Regions from separate parts of the Mus musculus genome. Here region 1 is linked to region 2. The links are chromatin loops, found by intact Hi-C in ENCODE. Cell type or tissue: heart. All regions are shown on one strand. Each heading gives the region's core, and the rest is flanking DNA. Links, peaks and the distances in the headings are about the cores only.

What was found. Hi-C counts contacts between places; a loop is a spot of excess contacts. Peaks named below come from ENCODE experiments on the same cell type or tissue, not always from the same donor. Only the 100,000 strongest peaks of a DNase experiment are listed, where the experiment ranks them.
Region 1: it touches region 2 in a loop (1.8-fold over the local background); 2 of 42 quality-filtered maps call a loop at or near these places.

Annotation. Positions count from the first base shown.
Region 1 is chr6:39,044,896-39,052,763 of GRCm38, forward strand. The region is part of intron 9 of Tbxas1 (thromboxane A synthase 1, platelet); the gene reads left to right. Gm46989 (a long non-coding RNA gene) reads right to left here. Exons shown (of 3, transcript XR_003956280.1): 3 at 1-460. Among named protein-coding and RNA genes, the nearest start is that of Gm46989, 6.0 kb to the right of the region's middle. In heart, for the core only: no CTCF peak of the experiment used is centred there; a DNase peak (open chromatin) is centred at 4,406; H3K27me3 peaks cover 323 bases.
Region 2 is chr6:38,957,854-38,965,721 of GRCm38, forward strand. All of the region lies in intron 3 of Tbxas1 (thromboxane A synthase 1, platelet), which reads left to right. It overlaps Gm52859 (a long non-coding RNA gene), which reads right to left. Exons shown (of 2, transcript XR_003956281.1): 1 at 7,497-7,868; 2 at 3,883-6,452. Among named protein-coding and RNA genes, the nearest start is that of Gm52859, 4.2 kb to the right of the region's middle. In heart, for the core only: no CTCF peak of the experiment used is centred there; a DNase peak (open chromatin) is centred at 3,308; H3K27ac peaks cover 683 bases.

The DNA of each region.
Region 1 (7,868 bases), core at 1,483-6,482, 87 kb after region 2:
CCCTGTCCTGCTCCTGACCTCCTACGTCAAGTTTCAAAGGCCTTGCTGATTCGAGCCTCCTTCAGATCCCATCATCCATTTGCATGTGGGCCAGCCTTGCCAGAAGAGGCCCATGAGTGTAGTCTGTCCTTGCCGGTGAGGCATCTTGAGTGCGCATTTCCAGCAACCCCACCTTCCTCTTGGTCCATGCTCAAGCCTTAGGCCCTCTTAGCTTTTCAGCTGTCACAGCCCCAAGACCAAGAAAGCCACAGACTCCACGCCCTGGAACGTACCTGCTTTCACCATCTCAGAAAGGCAAGGAGCTCCGACCTCAGGAGCTCCCCCGCACACCTTCTCATGGGTAGAAGTCTCTTCAGCTTGTTCCGCCCGGGGCAGGCATGACTGTCCCTCTACCAGTGCAGGGTCTGTCGTGAGTTCCAACGGTCAGGGTCTGGGCCAGGTGTTGCCGGGTTCTTGACATCTTAATCAAAGAATTAAAATAAAGGTGCACACACAAAGAGATTGCAAAGTAACACTGGAGCAGATCAGGAAGACACACACTGTCAGGAGTGACAGCCGACCACACCATGAGGGAACTCAAAGGACCTTCTTACTGTTTGAGACTTTCCCCCCATAGGGTTTAATAGAAGGATGAATCTGGGAAATCTTTGCTCATTGAGTATGTCCCTTCCCGTGATGGTTTGAATCATATGTGTGCTTAACTATGTAGAGCTGTAGGTGGTAAGTAGGGAAGTCTCCCTTCATGTTCACTCAGAGGATACAGTTTGCTGGACTACACATGCATGCACTCAATGGCAGTGTAAAACATACGAGGCCCGCTGCCTTCTATACACAGACACATTCTGGTATGCGTTCCAGTAGAAACTGTTCATAAAGGAGAAGGTTTCGTTTGATCCTTGTCAAGGGGAAGAGGAACTTATGTCCGTTGTACGAAGGGAGGTGCACACCCAGTCTGACAGATTACGAGATGCACTGTTAGGAGAGAGATGCCCACCCCAAGCAGTGTCTCAGGATGCTAAACTATTCTCTAGGCTTGTGGGCCTCATCATATCAAGACCTGAGTGCTCAGCAGATGATGATTAAAGCAAAAAAAAAAAAACCATAAGTCATCACGCACACTTGTTTGCACGCATGCATGCATGCTTTACTGGGAATTAAATTCAGGACTTCATATATGGTAAGGCAGACACTTGACTACTGAGCTACCTACCTTTGCTTTGTAAATAAGGAAATAAGGAAAGGGCATTAGGAGATGTCCCAGAATCACACTGTGTTGCAGCTTCCTGGCCCAAGGCCCATGCTCACTTATCTGTGTAGCTTGAAGAACCAGTGTCCTCTCTAAGAAGGCCAGTGGAGCCCTTGTTGCCCTCCTGAGTCCATAAGTGTTTAGAACAGTGATGGCCTGGGTCTGTAGGATGGCATGCTTCAGCACCCACGAGAAGCCTGGTACTGCCTCTTCAACATCACCACTTTCAGTTCCAGATCATTCTAGGCCCTCTTACCTGCCTTCTTCCCTGTTGCTTATTTCTGCCAACAGCCACTTTCCAAGACAGCCCTGGCATTCTGAGATCTCCTGAAAGCCATCTGGCTTCCTGGCTTCTAAGTTTTACTTGGTACCAGGTTAACAAAGGTCATGTGCCCCTTGCAAGGCTTGACCCTTCCTTCCAGAACAGAAATGGGCACCTCCTCCATCAGCTGTGCCACAACCTTAAGAAGCAGTCACCCAAGGGTAGGTACACACATATAAGCAGGGTACCCAGGAAATAAAGGCTTTATAATTGAAAGTCCTCAGCTACAGAGCTAATTCAAATCCAGCCTGGGCTATCTGAAAAGGGTATTTGTCTCAGGAAATAAATAAATAAATAAATAAGCAAGCAAATATAAGTAAATAAATGGAAAGGAAGAAAAAGGAAAGAAATATAGTGGGTTTATTTATTTATTTATTTATTTATTTATCATTCAGGAAGGTAAGGTCTCTAAATGAGCCAATCAAGTGCTCCTGTCTAAGGATAGCTAATGACAGACACCTATGTCTGCTTGAACATTAAATTAGCCAACTGGTGGGACATCAGACTAGAGATGTCTTTCTCCTTGTGTATGACTGCCCCAAGAGACAGAATGACAGATTTTTCAGATAGAGCCCCGCCTCCTGGTGAGTTCCTTGAGCACAGGTGATCAGGCCAGGAGGCGCCATTCTTGGGCAGGGGTATACATCTCCCAACAGCCATAGAAACCACCACTCCTGGGACCGTTCTCCAGGGTCCTGGACAGAAAGAACTTCCTGAGTCACTTACACAAGGAGGCCAGGCTCCAGTGATCAGGCATAGGTAGTCAGCTGCCTCAAAATGCAGAGCAAAACCCTTATCAGGAGATGTCATTTTCCTCTAAATGTCATATATACAATCTTTACTGGGGTGTGATGACAGAGAGTGAATAACTTAACATAAATTTGCATAATGCAATACAGCTGTTAATTTATGATCATATTAAAGCGCAAAGTTTTTTAGTTGGAGGCATTTTAAAGTCTTAATCTTCTAAATTTCCCTCTGTTTGCTCTGTTTATTACTTAAAGCTGCCAAATAAAACACAGGTATCTGCTTCAATTTGAATCCCAGATGAGCAACGACTAATTTTTTTAGTGTATCTCACTCAGCATTTGAGATATACTTTAAAAATGTATGTGTTTTATTCTGATATTTACAGTTAACTGGGTGCTTCTGTTTCTACTCTAAACTGGGGAAGACTGCAGAGACAGCTCAGCCCCAGGGTCTTTGCTCCGGGAGCAGGGGGATTATCGCCAGGGATAATGCCCGCTGCAGGGAACTTGTGCCTTTCTGCTGTGAGGGAGGCTGGTCCTCTGAGGAACACTAACAGAGTTAAATGAATCAGACTATACAGGTGTCCCAGTGCAAAAGGGGAAACTGAGGCAAGTAACATATGTGAGCATACCTGAGAACACCAGGATATAAAAATGAGGGCATAACCTGCAGTGGTGGTGATGGTGGGGTGGTATTTTGGTTGCTGTGTGTGTGCATGTATGTATGTTTATGTGGATGTGTGTGTGTATATGTGTAATTGTGTATGTATGTGTGTGTACGTGTGTATATGTCCGCATATGTGTATATTGTGTATGTATGTATGTGTATATGTGATGTGTATATGCATATGTATATGTGTGTATGTGTGTGTGTCCTGCATTTATTCACTTATTTATTCATTTATTTAGGTTTTGTATTTTTATGCTGTGGTTCAGCTGTATTTTGTTTTGTTTGGGATAGAATATATCTATGTATTCCTGGCTGTTCTAGGATTAACTATGTAAGATCAGGATGACCTTAAATTTGAGCAATCCTCCTGACTCTGCTCCACTGTCATCCCCTTGTGACAGGATTACAAGCATCACGCCTGGCTACTACAGCGTTCTAAATGTTGGTCTTCACCCCTTAAACTGAATTCAAAGATCCCTACTCCTGAGCCTGGGTTGTGAGTCTCACTCCCTCCTCTTCCTAGCCTGGTCTTTGAGTTGTAATGCACACTCAGGGACCTTCTGCTGCATCCTGCATCTCTATATTACTGGGACAAGACCGGCTTATCATGTCATCTCAAATGTCATCTCCTCAGATCTCCAAACTGCATATTTCTGAGCTGATCGCCTCATAGCTGTGGCTTCTACTTAACTTCAACAGCGTTAAATCTCATTTATCCTGGTTCTGGCCATTCTGTCTTCAGCGTCTTCCTGATAATCCTGTCTCACTGTCTCCATGCCTCAGCAGAGCTTGACAGTGAGTCTCCCCTGTGCCCCTGCTAGGACTGTCACTGTCGATGGCATGAGGCAAATGCAGTGAGTAACTACTGCGTGGTGTTACAGGCTCACAGTGTCCTACGCAGTTGCCATGAGCCCCTTTAGAGTCCAGAATATAGAGCCTCGGAGGTTCCAGGTGCTTTCCTTAAGGCTGTGATGCAAATCTACAATTTCGCCTCCTCCAAATCTTAGGCTGAGCTGAGTCTTGCAAAGAAATCAACTGACAGGAAAAGCCAGCAAGCTAAGAGATGCCCACATGGGCTATATATTTTCTTTCTATCCCTACCCAGAATCCTCTTAAATCTTACCTTCTCCTTGGGAATGTCCTGGAATCTCTTCATGGGCTCTCCATTCCGTGTGTGTTTTCTTTTCGGTTGTGACAGTCGAGTCCCAAGGAAATCCTTGTTTCCTGAGCATTTTCCCATGCCTCAGCAGTAATGGCCATCTCGCCCACAGGATCCAAACCCAGTGATCCTTCAGATGTTTTTATTAGCTCAGTGACCAGTATATGGGGAGAGGCAAGTTGGCACTCTCTTTCCATTCCGTCGGAAACACTTTCCACCCTGTCCCTCTTGGCCCTGGCATTTGCTTCGTGAGTTGCCAGGAAACCCCATGGGGCAGCAGAGCATAGCCAGCAACCTGCACCCAGCAAGCTGACATGGACACTCAGCCTGCATCCTCTGAGTCCCCCAGCCTGTCACCAGTGTTGCCTTCACCCAGCCTGCGGTGCCAAGCTCTGAGTCTTAACTCCCTACTGAAAGGCTCCTTACCCAGCCAGACTACCCCATACTGGGAACAATACAGATCCTCCTAGAGCCTATGTCCTCACCTGATAAAGGGGACAGTAATGTCATTTGCTCTTTAAGCTGCAAGCCTGAGGAAATTGGCTAGCATGGGAAGCGCTGAGCACAGAGCCTGCCGCCTGCCGCCCAGACTTCTGATCTCTCTCCTGTCACATTATGTTATTCCTACCTCAAACCGTCTAAAAACCTCAGGCACATGTCCCTTACATGCATCCCCTGCTGCTCTGTCATTGAACTTCTGGTACTATACACACGCGCGAGCGCGCACACACACACACACACAGAGAGAGAACACCCACCCTCCCCTGCCACTTTCTTTTTGCTGGCAACTTTTCCTACTCTGCTGTTAAATTCACCTCTGACATCCTATTTTCCCAGGACACTGTTTTCTTCCAGAGGCCAACAAAACAATGCTCAAATCAGAAAGCATGGGTGGATACCAGCCACCGAGGTTCCAGAACCCTCAGTCTCTACAAGAGATTGCTCTGTCCATTCCTGCCTACTATACCAGAAATAAGAAACTCCCCTCTATCTGGGGATGGGGGGATGGGCAGCCTGTGGCCAATAACCTTCCACTCTTAGCTAAACTCCTCTAAAGAGGGGCAGCCTGTACCTTTCTGGCATTGCTAATCTCTGCCCAAATAGGGAGGCCTCATGTCTACTGCCCATCGTGTCCCTGTGACTGTATCCCTCTGGGTGCAGAACATGCAGCAGACCCCATATGCGAAGGTGTGATGCAGAGATGAAGGTTGCTTTTATGATATTCCTTTCCAGAAGGTCGGGGTGGCTCCATCACTGACCCATTATCAAGTCACCATTGAATGTATCTAAATTTATAGCCATCACTGTGACCCTGTGTCACGAGAAGCCCTATACGTTTATGAGTAGAAATGGCACTTCCCTTTATTTTCTCCCTGAGTTAAGTCTTTTGGCTATTCTTCTAATTCATGATAATTTCTCTTATGTCTCCCTCAAATCCTCTCTTTAAACATCTTGTCCTTTACCTTTACATTTGCTAATGGGGTACAAACCATCGTCCACAGGCTGGAAGCTCTGTTCCAGGAGGCACCTGTGCCAGCAATCCTCGATGCCCAATACAGTGTCTGGTGCATCATGGGTATCCTGATGGACCATTCATCACCCAAAACCATGCTACCCTCTCCAACTTTACCTTTCCCTGTGTGCAGGGCAATTAAGGGGTCCTCACTAGAGACACCAGTTGGCCTACTTTCTAGGAGCCTGTTCCCAAGGTCACCTCATAGAAGCCTCCTCCACGTACAGTGGGAGATGTGCAGTGAGCATTCGGTGAGCCTCTTCAGAAAGAGAGCAAACAAGATTGGGTCAGGTCCATCTACAAAGGTTGCCTGAGATGAGGGGGCCTCCAGTGGGACAGGGGGAGGCAGAACAGAAATAGGGAGTGTCCACTGAGCTTCCTTATGCAGACACTGTCTTCTGAGCCATCCTTGAATGGAGGTTTGTGCTGACACAGCTCCGTGCAGCAAGCAAGGCCAGCACTTCTCTCTTGCACTAGGTGAGAAACTGCAGCTGTCAGAGTCGGCTCAGGCCGCCCAGCTGGCGAATGGTGAAGCAAATTTAAACTCTGTGTATGCTTCTAGTATTCAGTACTAGTTCCCAGGGTGGAATTTGAAGTTGACGGCAGGAAACCCTGGAAGAATTTCCCCAGCAATCTGTAAGGAGTAGTCTTGGTCGAATGTTCTAGAAACTACCATCTTGAGCTTGGCAGCTTGGATCTAACGGGATGGGCCCCATCTCTCAAAGGGTTTCTCATCCTTGGCTACACCCTGGACTCACTCTGGAGAGCTTGCTGCCTTTGGCTCCCTGCACCCTCAGTGCCTCACAAAACAGGTATGTGAGGCTTAGCCACAAACTCCCCTGGTCACTCCAGGTAGGCTCAAGGAAGGCAAACAACACAAGATGAAGCTAGCTGTCCCTTTCTGTCCACCAGAGCTCAGCACTCGGTGGCACCCTGGGAAGAAGTCTCATTTCCACACTGCCCACCAAGACTGAAGGCCTGTCCCTGATACCATGCCATTCAACGCACTTCCAGTTTCATTCTTACATTTGGGGCCTCTGAGCCTAAGGCAGCCATGCAATTATAAAACACACACCTGATGGGGTGGAATCCTTTCTGTTGAGACTACTCATCAGAGAAAAAGGCAACTCCAGGTATACAAAGTAATTAGTTCCAGGCAGTTGTGTCTTTGTTCTGTGTGACAAACAAACAAACAAACAAACAAAAACTACTTTTGGGACACAAAGTCATCTGGGCATCCTGAAAATGAGAGCCAGGTCACCCTTGCCTTGACCTAGACGACTCAGGGCCATGAGAACCTCCCAGGCTCCAAAGAGTAGCAATGTGCCTGAGAAGAAATGCCACTCTCCTATCAGGGGTGCTCTTTATTTTTTAAGATTCAACTCTCAAACCAGAAATCCACCCACCTGCCAAGTCTAAGTTTGGGGAAAGAACATTATTTTCTTAGCTATGTGAGGAAACACCACAGCATCCTAGGGACTGAGCCCAAAGTAGGCAGATATCAAGTCATATGCCCAGGGCTGCCTAGCCCTCAGAGTCCAGTCATAGCTGCATATGGAAGACAAAGGCCAGCGCAGGCAGCCTATGCACCAGGTGCATCGAGAGAGGTATTGTTTTAGCTTTTAAATATATGCTAATTGTTAGATTTAAGGAATCATAATTCTATAAAGATCTAGGCCCTAGCTTTTTCTTGAAGCAATGGAAACTCGGGTTACCTTCAGCCCCTCCCTTCCTGCAGCATCAGACAAGGGCAGCTCCCGCCTGCAGTCAGGCCAGATGCCAGCAGCCCTTCCACATCACACCCATGGCCTCTGGGCCCCAGCTCACAGAGTCACGGTGCTTCCTGGTACTCCACAGGGTTTGCATCACCGTCGGGCTGTGACCTTGCTCCCGTCCCTGCATTCTGAGCCCCAGAAAGCAGGTCCTTGTCTGCTGTACATCCAACCTCTCTACCTTGCACAGACAGGACACACCTCTGCTTGTCTCAGCCTCTGAAGCTCTCTCTGAGCCTTGGCGCAGGTGTATCGACTCCTAAAATGCTTGTGGCACTTGAGTGATTCACGGGGCATTCTAGAGAACTCTAGATGCCAGCTCCTGAACTTGCCAACCCCGGGTGCAGGCCACAGGGCAGAGTGGGCTCTATGGCTCCCTGTCTGGTAGACACAGGGGTGTCCTCCTTGTATGCAGACACCCCTTGTATGCAGACACC
Region 2 (7,868 bases), core at 1,383-6,382:
GCCTTGAGGCCATAGTCATGGAGTGTTGTTTTATAAAGTACACTTTAATATTCTCATGGGTCACAAATGCTAGGCCTGGTCACAATGTTTAAGTTCCTGGAAATTTATAACTGTTATTGCATACATGCTGGCTATTTTTATGTTAACTTAACACAAGCTAGTGTTACCCAAGAAGAGGGAGCCACAACTGAGACAATGCCTATAAGACTGGCCTGTAGGCAAACCTATGGAGTATTGTCTGAACTAATGATTGGTGTGGGAGGACCCATCCCACAGGGAGCGGTATCACGGCTGGGCAGCTGGTCCTTGGGTGTATATAAAACACATCAAGCTAGCCATATCGAACAAGCCAGTAAGTAGCACTCCTCTATGGCCTCTGCATCAGCTCCTGGCTCCAGACTCCTCCCTGTTTGAGTTCCTGCCCTGCCTCCCCTCTGTGATGGACTCTGATCTGGAAGTATAAGCTGAAATAAACCTTTTCCTGCTCAGGTTGCCTTGTGTTTCATCCTATCACTAGAAATCCTAATTAAGACAGAATGTTAAGGGAACATTATTTATCAAGGGCCTACCCTGACAACAGGCAGATGTAGGAAACGGTAGAGAACAGGAGAGTAGTGGCTAACAAGACAACCGTCTCCCAGCCAAGTGCAGGGCTTGATAAGTAGACAATTATCCTCAGGTACATTTGTTAGAGCCATGCTTTCGTGACTTCTGAACTGATTCCCCGCTTACCCTCTAGGGTCATAGCCTCTGGACACCCCTGGTGGGGCATCTCCCCAAACTTCCATTCTTCTTATGGGGCAGAGCATCTTGTCTCCTGGTCTCCATCCACGGGTGTCTCTGGAGCTGGCTTAGATCCCTGTGTTTCCGACTCTCTCACCACATGTATCTCCTGCCACGTGTTACTCCCCTGTCCTCTTCCTGTAACAAAGTAGAAGTAAGTGATGGATGCTGCAGATATTTTTTTAGTATAAATATTTGGTTAGCATACAAAATAATGAATTTTATTATGACATTTTCATGTAGGTGTATAATTGTACCTTGTACATACTTGACTCTCACCCTCCTACCCACTTCCCCCTCTTCTCAGTATTTCTCTTCTTCCCTTCATAGTTCTCTCTCTCCCTCTCTCTGTCTCTCTCTGTCTCTCTGTTGCTCTCTGTCTCTTTGTCACGCACACACACATCCCTAGATGCTGCAGATATGTGTGATACATCTGCCTCCCTCCCACAGCAACTACCCTGTCTTGTTCCTTTTCTCTCATCATAGCCCTCCCAATATTTAAATTTAAGTCTAAATTCAATAAATGAGAGGTTTGAAATACTTGTCTTTCTGAGTCTGGCCTATTTTGCTTAACATGATGATCTCCAGCTCTATCAGATTCATAGCATCATTATGGCTTAGCAAACTCCAGTGTGTGTGTGTGTGTGTGTGTGTGTGTGTGTGTGTGTGTGTATGAGAGAGAGAGAGAGAGAGAGAGAGAGAGAGAGAGAGTGAGTATATATGTGTGTGTGTGTAACATTACATTTTATTTATCCGTTCAGCTCTTGCTGGGCATCTATGCTGGTTCCATGTAGCAATAGCCATAAAACATGATGTGTTTTTTTGACAACTACTGTATTTTGTGACTCATACTCAAAAGGAACAGAAGTGTATCGATTCAGCCTCCGAAGCGCTCAACAGAATGTGGCAGAAGAGGAGGGTGAGGAAAATCTCCCGTTCCACTCTCTCTAGCCGTCACTGGTTAGCTTAATGGATTATGGCCAACCATTCACTTCCCCTCTGTTTGCTTAGAGGTAAATGGGAGATTTGAACTGGATCAGTGACCTTGACACTCTGTTTAATGATGAACCTCAGTAAACAGATGATTGACCACACTGTGATCTAGGACTGTGCATGGGCGCACAAGAGCTCACACAAAGAGAGAGCTCCCACTCACACACGCAGGAAACGGAAGTTTTGTAAAACGACTGCCTTATTCTCTCCAAGAGTCACTGAGACTAGGTCTGGAGAAGGAAGGCAAATGCAAGCTGCTCAGGTCTCAGTAAACAACTTTGTAATCACTGTACTAGTCTGCTTAAGGCTGCTGTGATCAATACCAGAATGGAAGCAACTTGGGGAGCAAAGGGTTTATTTCTGTTTATAGTTTCCAGTACGTCGTAAATGGAAGTCAGAGCAGGAACTCAAGGCAGGAACACGGAGCCAGACTATACAGGAACGCTGCTTACTGCCTTGCTCAAACTGCATTCTGGTACTACCCAGAACCTCTTGCCCAGCAGTGGCTCCGCCATAGTGGACTCCACCCTCTCACATCAGTGTTAAGAAAATGTTCCACAGATATTACCTACTGGCACTCTGATGGAGGCAATCCCACAACTAAGTTTCCCTCTTAGTTGACTCTAGCTAAGTTGAGAAAATTTAACCAGCATAACCACTAGTGTGTCAAAAGCAAAGACCAAGTGCTATCTGATAGTCTCTTCCAGGTAGTGGGAACTATGCAACCTCCCGCAGGTGATGACCCATCTCTTCTTAGTCTATGTTAGAAGAAACATCAGAGAGAGAGAGAGAGAGAGCGAGAGAGAGAGAGAGAGAGAGAGAGAGAGAGAGAGAGAGAGAGAGAGAGAGCTTAGATAAAGTCAGCAAGAGTCCACTGTGGATAGCTGCAGCAGATCCCAGTGGCAGAGCTGGACTTCTGGAGACAGGGCTCACACACCTGGCTCCATGCCCAGTGTTAGCACCTCCTGCCTGAGAGCATCATTCTTCTTCATCTTCAAAAGCCCACATTCAGCTATTACTGAAATTACTTTCAGCCCTACCTGAATCTAGCTAAGACACTCACAGAAATAATGTATTAATTGGCAATTTACGACATCTAAGCTATTTTGCGTTAGATAGAGGTATCTAAGGAATTTGTGTGGCTTTCCTGCCTCAGAGTGTAGCTAAAATCCCAAGGAAACGGGGCAGAAAAGAGAGTGACCTAGAAACTGTCCCCTTTCGGTGGGGGGTGGATTAGGGACAGAGAGCAGATGGGGCTGTGGATAATGAAATCACTCCAGCTGATGGGGAGTGTGCAGGGTTCCACGTGTGCGCGCCCTTTTGACATGACAGTATGTCGAATGTGCCCAGTTTTGTTCCTAGTTGTCATAGGACACATGCAGCCTGCGGGCTACAGGCTGGACTCACGTGAAGGGTGAGAAATGGCAGCTCCCTGTTTTAGCAAGCACTGGCCAAGGTGGAATGGGCAGGAGAAGGCTGCCCCTAGAGAGGGAGGTCACCTGATAGTAGTCACGTGACCAGCCAAGCAGCTGCCATAGAAGTCTTTCTTGGACATTAGGACTCAAGTGAGAGGCCTCTGGGTCCTGAAAAGGGAGCTGGTGGGAACATAAGATAGGCTCTGAGCCCAGGGATGAGTCACACGTGCAGCCTCAGTTCTGAGAGCCAGAGCATAGCATTGCCCAAACTGAGAATCCAGCTCTGTTCCTAGTACCTCCTGTGAGGAAAATGCCCGTCCTGTCTGCAGCACACCCAGACCAGGGAAACTGCTCTCCTAATGCGATCCTGGGAAGGTGTAGCTTCCGGTCCATGGGGGGTGGGAGGGGCTAAGGTAAGGATGGAGCACCTTGGAGGGATGAGGAGCACCACAGAGCCAGGCTGACAGCTACAGATCTTCCCATTTGTCTTCCTTGATGTCTGTAGCCGGATCTACTGCAGAGAAGCGCATACGAGGCTCAAGTGGGAGGGAGGGAGTTCCTCCGCGGTGACAGTCAGAGGTAGCATCAATAACTCCTTTATCCCCACATGACAACCTGCACAGATGTATTCCCAAACAAAAGACTGGCTCACATTAGAGTTTTGTAAAAAGCTCTGTCTCTACCTAATCAGTTCAAATAAAAAAATTCCACATTTAATTGAATTGTACCTGCAACAAATCCAAGTTGTTCAACCCAAAATGCATAATAGAGTTACATAACACTGTCATGAATCACTGTGACATTTGTCAAGGCAGACTCTCTTCTGGAAATACGTCCTGGTAACACAGAGCTTATGCAAATGTTTCCTGTCAAGAACCCCAGCGCACAGTCTCAAGAACTGCACATACTTAACCAATTCCAGTGGCTTTTTAACCTTAATTAGTTGAGAAGTTAAACAGCATTTATATTCTGTCCAAAAAGATGGACAGACCATCTTTGCTTTCATGATTTAAAAAAAAAATCATTTGTAAATTCAAATAAGCAATAAACAGCCAATCATATAGAACTTAAAGTCTCTTTCTCATCAAAAATCGGTGAGCCAAGAATCCCCTTCAACTTCTCAAAAACTCTTGAACAACCCAGACATGTTAGCATATGACTTGTAATTCTAGCCCTCAAGAGGTGGAGGCAGGGAAATCACGAGTTCAAGGCCCATCTAGGCTGCAGATATACAGATTCAGTTCTGAGTCAGTAGCATCCCTTGGCCCTGGAGTACTTTTTATGACAAGTCTCAAAGCACAAAACCAGCAAAACAAAATAAAACCCTTAAAGACAAGGGTGATGAAGGAGGGGGGAGGGAGAGGAGGAGGAGGGGACCATTGAATGATTTAAATATAGTCCAAAACCTTATTGTTCACTGGAGAAAATGAACTGTGGAATCTAAATGTCTAAAACCAAACATTGGCCTAAATGCTCAAACACACAAGGTCACATGCCATCCATCAGACGTGAGTGAAATTCTACTAAATTCTGAATGATTGGAGTTCTTCATTAAAATGGACTGAGTTCTCTTGTTTTTCCTCTAGGACCCTTAAATCTTGGAGAGTTTGAGTTGTTTACCATGCATTCCAATTATTCCTGATCAGTCTTATGTGTAACATTTCCACAGCTATGCGCACAAAGCAATTCCCTGGCAAGGCACCACCAAGTTTTATGATGCTTCCATGCCTAGGGCAGATAATAGAAACTTAACTACTAAAATAACTTCCTTGATTATTCCTGGCGTCTCAAGGCCCCATTCCTAACAACATCTCCTCTATCTTGTCCTCCAACTGCAAGGATTTTGTAACCCACAAGTGTGGGTTTTTTTCATCCTGGGATCAGTTGTCAGTTGATGGGACTATCTATAAAGGTGGCTCTCTGGCATTCTCCAGACCCCACATTAACCACTAGGGAGGTGCTATTAGTTGGTGATCCTATTTTTGCCTTTTCTAAAGAAGAACCTAATAACTTTTTGCTCTGAACCAATGGCTGGTGGGCAGCCTGCCATTGCATGCAAGCTGGATGTGGGCATTGTGGTCTTTCCGGGCTGTAACATCTGTCAGCACCTCTAGGTGCCACCCAGTTGCAAGGGAATTAGACAGTTTGATACTGAGTAAAAACTGCCTTTCTTAACAAGATGGTGGAGACAAGGGTCTCCTGCCCTCCCCCTCAGCATTTTGCTTTGGTAATACAATGCCTGGTGCATATGAGCCACCAAAGAGGTAGCTATGAGTGAATCTACTTTTCTTTAAAGGTTCTAACTCTCCAAGTTCCCATCTCTGCCTTACTGTCAGTCCACAGCTATGTCCAATGGTCAATATCACTCTCATATTCTTCCCCAGGCAAAAAGATGCTCCCTTCCCTTAAATCTTTGCATTCTCTGCTAGAGTTGGTTTCCCCAAATCACTGAAGGAGATAATAGCCTTTAGTCTGGAGCCCAATAAGATGTTTCATCTCCTCCTCAGCATCCTGAATCTTGCCCTTCTCCAACCCTGTTGATGACTGCCAAGGCTTTGGTGCCCATGAAGCCATAAGGAACGTTCACAGAACAATGGTTTGATCTAATTTGGAAGAGGGTGAATTTCCTTGTACCTACAATCTACCGGGAAGGATGCCTGTTGGATTGATGGATTAATGGCTCCTGCTTCTCAGACAAAGGCAGATACTTTAATAGCATGAAGGCTGTATACCTAAAGGGCATTTCTTATTGTGATAAAATATACACGAGAAAATTTACCATCTTGGCCATTTCTCATTGTACCACTCAGTGCTGCTAAACACGTTCACGGAGCTATACTGTCACCACGGTCATTCATGCTCACAGGTGCTTTCATCTGGCAAACAGAAATGTCATCCACAGCAAACACAGTCCTCTCTGTGCCCCTCTCCTGCCCCGTCTCTGTGACAGAACTGCACAGCACTTGTTCATTCAGGAAGATGTCCTCAGGGCTCATGTACCTTGCCCCATGTGTCAGAATTTTCTTCCTCTTCAAGGAAAAGAAAACTTTGTACACTGGGTATATCCCCCATGCTGTGTTGTTTGCTGTTGGTGGACACTGCCGAGCTTCTACCATGTGGCTCCAGTAAACAACAAAGCCATATCTGTGGACGTGCAAGTATAAACCCAAGACCCTGCTTCTCAGTTCAATGATGCAGCCATGATCACCCGCATGCAAATGCTTCTTCAAGTCCCTACTTTCCATTTGTAGAGCATTCGTCCTAGAAGGAGAAGTACAGCATCAGATAGCAATTCTGCTTTTATTGGGGGTGGGGGCTGGGGAGCTCTCGGCGCTGTTTCCTATAGTAGCCCCCATCATTTTGCCTTTTGGAAGATAGTCTGTAGCTGTGTGTAGCCATCCCTTTCCATCATGCCGAGGTGGTAACTGTTGTTGTCAAACCTTGAGAATGAACTCCAGAGGAAAAAAAATATACTTTCTTCCTTGGAGAAACTCCTGGAACTCAACTGGCCAGTGCCAACCCTGCATTTCTGATTGGTATGTAGGACGCACTGACTCCCATTCCCTTCCAACGTTCTGCTGGCTGTAAACCAACCAGCTAGCATTTGACAAAACAAAGACAAAAAGGAAGCCAGCCTTATTATCAATTGATGTTTGCGCGCGGTCCCGTGGCTCATTTTAGTAACCCTCCGGCAGTCTCCACCCTGAGCTGCTTCTCCTCTTACGTCCTCTCTGCTGAGTCCTTTACAACCTATGTGTCTTCCATTCTGTCTTCACCCCTTGAAGTTTCCTCTTTCCCAGGTGTTCACTGTGGCCTTTGGGTCTCTCTTCTGGTTCTTGTTTGTGTGCTATGTACAACATCTCTCCACAGAGCTGACCCTTCATTCTCAATCTGTCAAGACCAGGTTTGGTAGCTCGCTGATACAGTCTCTGAGCTCCTCCATAGGTGCCTATTCTAGCTTTGAGACCATTTGCTGAAGGGGGCAAGCTGATGTTCCCTTTGTGTTCTAAAGTCCCTGCAAAAACATAGTCACTGAGAGAAAGTGACTAGTCCACATGTCTTCAAATGCAACGGGGCCCACAGAGAAGTATGTACCCAGGCACACAAGCTTTGGAAGGAGCATAGAGGTTTTGGCTAGGACAGAACAGAGAAGAGCAGGCGATAAGGTTATGCTGGGGAAACAGTGATTTGGATCATCAGAAATGGGGAAGAAAACAGACAGAAAATGTTACAGGAGAAACGTCCTATAGGAAAAACAACAGCATTGAGGGAGATTTTGGGCCGTAAAAATGAAGGCGAACCAACCTGAGTCACTGATACTGGCTAGGAGTTCCGTGGTGGTGAATACTGATTGTTTCTAGGCATGTCAAATGAGGCGGTTTCTAGAATGGGATAATTGAGGCAGGGAGATTTAATCCACCCTAAATACGGGTGAAATCACCCCCATGGCTTGGGATCCTGGAGTAAATAAGCAAAAAGCCAGCCGAGCACCAGCATTTATCAGTGCTTGCTTCCTGATGGTGGGTGCAGCAATGCGAGCGTCTGCCTCAAGCTTCTGCTTCCATTCCTTTCCTGCTAGGCTGGCCTGTAGATGACTCAAACTGAGAGCCAGAGCAAACCTTCCTTCCTTAAGTCATTCTTCGTCTAGTATGTTGTCACAACCACAAGGAAAGTAAT